2 separate regions of the Homo sapiens genome follow, and region 2 is linked to region 1. Evidence: chromatin loops called from intact Hi-C (ENCODE). Cell type or tissue: heart left ventricle. All regions are shown on one strand. Each heading gives the region's core, and the rest is flanking DNA. Links, peaks and the distances in the headings are about the cores only. Region 1 has its middle 110 kb from the start of LINC01847. Region 2 overlaps LOC105377684 (a long non-coding RNA gene).

Region 1 (2,923 bases), core at 325-2,824:
AAAGATGGGTGAGGGATGTTACAGTGTGCAAATAGGACAGAGGTGGGGGACAGTTTTCCATGTGCTGGTTAAAATGCTCAGACATTTTAGGACAATTCCTTTCTGACTTGCTGTAGTAAATTGCTACTAATTTTCACTACTTCGATTAAGAAAATAGAATGTAGAAGGAATAAAGGTACCCGTCAGAGCATCATCGTAGAAACAAGAGTCTCAGCTGAAAAAATTTTTTTCTCTTAGGAATCATAACAACATAAAATATAGGAATTGCCATACTGGGACAGACACAAGTCCACACAGGCTCATAGTCTGCTGCCAACAGAGGTCCCACGGGATGGGCACCCAGAGGGCACAGTCATGCTGTACCCTTCCTTGATCTCAGTTAGTAGACAGAGAAACCATTTCCCCCATGACGTCAACCATAAAGGTTAGGTATATCCCAGCACCCATTTATGGCTCTGTCATGCATAAATATACTCAAACTCTCTGACTGCTTGTGCTATCCCCCTTGGGGTTCTGTGTTTCATTAGTTTATTTTCAACCGTGTGATACAAAATTTTAAAAACTCTATTTCCAGCTTATTTTGAGGTTTGAAGACTGATCATCTATCCCAGTAGGCATCAAACTTAATAATGCAAATGAAATACATCTAGCACATGATAAAACCCGACACATCATAAATGATTCATAAGGGATAGTGATGACACTGATGATGACGATGATGATAATGATGATGTTTTAATCCTCAGTAATCCTGCTTGCTCTAAGGCAGACTTGTTCAACTGGAGGCCTGCGCATTGCATGTGGCCCAGGACAGCTTTGAATGAGGCTAAACACTAATTTGTAAACTTTCTTAAAACATTATGAGATTTTTTTGTGATTTTGTTTTTCATCAGCTATTGTTAGTGTTAGTGTATTTTATCCATGGCCCAAGACAATTCTTCTTCTTTCAATATGGCCCAGGGAAGCCAAAAGATTAGACACCCCTGCCTAAGTCCTTGGCCAATTACTCGAAATCACATTATCTTTCCCATTTTACAGAAGGGCAAACTAAGGAGGGCCCATCAAAGTTATATGGCTTGATAAAAGGAATCAGAGAAGAAAAAAATGGAAGGTCAGAGAGCAGTTCACCGAAAAGTTAAAGCTTACAGTACGAGCTAGAAGCTTAAAGAGTGGCTTTGAGACATGCTGCCCTTACTCCCTGTAACCCACCTACCCAGTCCGGCCCTGGGGCTGCATTTGCTGATCAGCTGCCTTTGCCACAGTGGAGATCTAAACCCAACTCCGAAAGCTCTGGGGCCAACTAGCCTGACACGAATCCTTCAAGTCTAGTGTGCGAAAGGATCCATTTTATTTATTCTACCCTCATGATGGAAATAGCCCAAAACACGCCCTTGTGCTTATTAAGCTACTTCCCAGCCAAAGCCAGCCAGAGAATGTTAATTATCTCATCCTTTTTCCCATTCCACGATGAATTACTGATGTCCAGAGCATGCTATCTTTAATTGTGAGGTATTCCAGAATAAGCAGGTTATCGAAAATATGCAAAGGAGGAGAGTTTTGGTTCAGCCCTGGGAGGCTGATGTGGGAAAATTTATCCTTATTTATTTACATGGTAATGGGATGAGATTTTGCCAGCTTGCTAATAGGTTCTTAAAGAGAAACAGGCTTCCTGTGGCCTAATTAGAACGATTGGTTGCCCTGCTGCCACATAAAACACCAAACCAAGAAGGCCATGGTTTCCTCTTTCTAGATTCTTCTTCTCTTTGGGGGACCATCTGCATTATTTGCATGGGGGAGGCAGGATAGTAGAGTGGATGCAGCTTTCTCTGGTTTCAAGATAGCTACTCTCAATAGCTATTTGGCCTGAGATGGTGCATTTAATCTCCCCTAAGCCTCAGTTTTCCTATCAATCAAATGGGGATGGTTATGCTTTTCCCCTAAACCAACTTAGCAAGTTTGTTTAGAGGACAAGATTAAAACGTTGGTTTTAAAAGTGCAATGATCGGATTTTGTATCTCTGAAGAGCACACGTGATTTTCCGGAAAGCAAAAGACAGGTCGTAATCATATTTAAAAATAAACCTTAGCATTTTCTAAGTGCTTGGCCAATTACTCCAAATAACATTCATTCCAGAGGCTGCTGGGGGGTGGTGGTGAGTCACGTGATGAATGTATTAGATTGTGGAGCAGCCAGAGACAGCCTGCAGCATCTCATTCCAAAACCAGGCAGGAAACAGGCTGGGCCACAGATAACCCCAAATCTCTCTTGCAACAGCCATTGGTTTCCTTTTCTTACTGATGCCCAGAAACCTCTCTGAGGTCTTCCTACTTTGTCTTTACCCTTTTGGTCTTCTCAGTTACTCAATACATGTTTATTGTGTGCCTCCTATGTGCCAGGCACTGGGCTGGGTGCTGGGTAGAGACACAGTCTGGGGCGGGAGAATTTGTGGGGGAAGAAAAACGAATACACAAATAAACATGTAATTACAAAGGAAAGTAGAACTGGAGGCCCTGAGAAGGTACAGCAAGGCACAGCTAAATTATATGAGAGGGTCAGGAAAGGCCATTAAATTTGAACCAAGGCCCGAAAGCTGTACCCATCAGATCAAGAGTAGGAGAAGGGCACTCCAGCTAAAGGGAACAGCACGAGGGAAGACAAGGAGGACCTGGGGGTGTTGGAGGAATGAAAATAGTAGGGCGAGGTGTGAGTGTGCATGCATGTGTATGCACACGTGCACACACACACAAGAATGAATCATGAAGAGAGGGGAGGGTGGGGTCAGGTGAAGTAGCAGGGGCCAGGGAGGCCTGGGTTTAGACCCTGGCTCTGCTACCTGTTATCTGTGTGCTCTCGGGTAAGCCACATGGCCTCGCAGAGCTTCAGTCCCCTTGTAAAGGGAAATGAATGACGGGTAGCTTGTGAG
Region 2 (2,923 bases), core at 278-2,777, 160 kb after region 1:
CCTAGAGTTAGAAAATGTAACAGGATAAATAGTAATTCTCCTCTCTGAAAATTGTCTGGTATATGTTTATGCGTTAGTCTGTATCTGACCCATATTTTTATTTTCACTCTTTCCCCCATGCCTCTTTCTTTCATTTTCTCTTTCTTCTTTTTTCTTCTCTTTACTCTCTCTCTCACTTCCCTTGTACAATGTATGCTTTTTGGGTATATTTTAAAAATTTACTTTATGTATTGAATAATGGCATATTATTTCCTATCCTTTTTTTTTCCTCAGAGAAGCAAAATATCTTACATTTTCTTTCTAAAAAATAAAATGGATTTTTACTATGTGGCCCATCCTTAATTCTTCATGTGAGTCATATTGATCTTTGCTATAGCATTATACATTAAACTAATGGCTTCTTTCTAAGTGAACTTAAGACTGTGTATGTATTTTTTGAATGGGAGCAAGTTTCAAGCTCTGTATTACAAAAAATAAATTTGTAACTTATCCTAGCTTCACATCTGAGTCCATTGCTTTCTGAAATGTCTGAGTGAAAGTAAAAGGACTAGGAAGCAGAATGCCTGGAAGTGGGAAAAAGTCTTGTATTTCTCCAGGGGAGGCATTTGAGACATATTTCAGATGGCTGATTCGTATAATTTGAAGTTACAATTGCTTGTTCATTTTAAGCAAGTTACCTGCCCATGCACCCATGCATGTGCACACAAACATACATACGCTTTGCAGGATGTTTCAAGGTAAACAGCCAAATACGTCTTATAACAAATTCTTTCTTGTATATCAAAACCATTATTACCAATATCAATTCACAGTTTCCAAAGAGAGTTAACTTTGCTTGGCTACCACATTTTCCGTAAACCCAAGGCTGTCTACACTGGTATTCTCTGCAATCAGGAAATGAGCAGATCTGAAAATGAGGTGTCCTGCTATTTGGGCAACACACAGACTGCTGGAATGTTCTTATCTTCCTGGCAAATTCACTGGGGGAACATTTGACCATGGCCACTCCACAGCACAGTTGCTGTCACTCCAGCATAGTATGCGTGGAAGAATGCAAGTGCACAACATGTTTGCCTGGAAACTTGCCCACAGTTCATTACCAGAGAGTCCAGTCTATTGTATCTTAGCCAAATTAAGGTTTGGGAAGTATTCGTTTTGTGGTGAGTTCAAATTTTCTGTGTCTTTGACCCTTATTCCTCTCAGAGAACCAAAGTAGAAAAAGCTTAGCTGTTCATAAACATAGCATATAAATTAATCATGATTTGGGTCCTGAGGCTTTTTTTTTCAATAGTGAAGGTCAAGGCAAATGCCATGACACAGCCTGTCTTTCTATAATAAACAGCTGCTTTCCTAAGAAAAGTTGCACTAACAAAATTTGTCCTGTAATAATTTCTGTCATTTATTGACTGCTTATTATCTGTTAGACACTGTGCTGAGGTCTCACAAGATCATTTCATTGACTCCTCACAGCCCTAAAGATAAGCACTATTATGATCCTCATTTTACAAATGAAAAACTGAGGCCGAGTGCTTAGATGATTTTTACACTATTCTTGATGGTGCCTAGGTTCAAAGTCTAATTCAAATAAGTCTAATTCAGAGTGTTTTTTCCTAATCACTGTGCTCGACCACTTCTCATTGAAAACAAATAAAAAATTGTTGAAATGGAGAAAAAGAGTTTAGGAGTTAGAGAGTTTCTTTTATACAGTTTTATTACTTTTGCTGCTCATTATTAGTGCAAAATGAAAATAAATTATAGAACAGTTCACAACTACAAATGGTCGACAAAAGTAAACTCACACTGAGAAACCAACCACTCCTACAAGTAGCAGTGTGCTTCTGTGTTTTGGAAAACCAACTTTTCTTATTTAAGTGATGACAATTATACAGTGATTCTATCAGAACTCTAATGTTCTGCACAGTTAAAATTGAATGCCCTAATTGGTCAATGCCACTACATCTAGCTTGCATTCTGAAAATAAGCTATTGGAGAAATGCCTGTAAATCTAAGGTAGCTTTTTCAGCTATAAATAGGCCAGGATATATATATATATATATATATATATATATATATATATATATATATATATACAATTTTTTTTTTGAGACAAAGTATTACTCTGTCACTCAGGCTGGAGTGCAGTGGCACCATCATAGCTCACTGCAGCTTTGAACGCTTGGTCTCAAGTGTTCCTCCCACCTCAGCCTCCCAAGTAGCTGGGACTACAGGTGCAAGCCACTAGTTCCAGCTAGTGAATTTTTTTTTTTTTTTTTTTTTGTAGAGACAGGGTCTCACTATGTTGCCTAGGCTGGTCTTGAACTCCTGGCCTCATATGATCCTCCCATATTGGCCACCCAAAATGTTAGGATTACAGGCATGAGCTTCTGGGCTCAGCTACGTCAGATTTTTTAGGGAACCCCATGTTTATTTCTTGCCACATCTGAATTTTTAAGTTTCACATCATACGGAAAAAACCACTGAGCTCATTGTATTGGCTTTATTTTTTTTTTTTAACTAAATGTCTACAACCATCAGAGAACTGGGAGCATTGTGTCCTGGGAAAGAGCACAACCATGTAGCCTTTTCCTTATGTCTCATGTCTCATACTGCACTGGTAGACAGATGGATACTCAGTGTATCAGCAGATTTCTGCTGTAATAATTCTATGTAGCAACAACCCTCCTCCCAAACCTCAATAGCTAACAAAAAAAAAATTCAATTTAATGTTGATAGGGATATAGGCAGCCTGTGAATTGGCTTTGCTCAGCTGGGCTAAGCTAGACTCCAATCTGTGGTTTGGGTTTATGCCTGCTCCGTATGTCTTTATTCCAGGACTCAGGCTGAAAGAGTAATGATTACTGGGAACGTACGCCTTACTCAAAGGTAAAAAGTTTGAGACGCTTGACAGAAACTTGCTGTCTCT

The links. Peaks named below come from ENCODE experiments on the same cell type or tissue, not always from the same donor. Only the 100,000 strongest peaks of a DNase experiment are listed, where the experiment ranks them.
Region 2: it touches region 1 in a loop (2.3-fold over the local background); 3 of 110 quality-filtered maps call a loop at or near these places.

The regions. Positions count from the first base shown.
Region 1 is chr5:159,763,751-159,766,673 of GRCh38, reverse strand. No RefSeq gene overlaps it. Among named protein-coding and RNA genes, the nearest start is that of LINC01847, 110 kb to the left of the region's middle. In heart left ventricle, for the core only: no CTCF peak of the experiment used is centred there; no DNase peak of the experiment used is centred there; H3K27ac peaks cover 907 bases.
Region 2 is chr5:159,603,909-159,606,831 of GRCh38, reverse strand. All of the region lies in intron 16 of LOC105377684 (a long non-coding RNA gene), which reads right to left. Among named protein-coding and RNA genes, the nearest start is that of LINC01845, 140 kb to the right of the region's middle. In heart left ventricle, for the core only: no CTCF peak of the experiment used is centred there; no DNase peak of the experiment used is centred there; H3K27ac peaks cover 1,437 bases.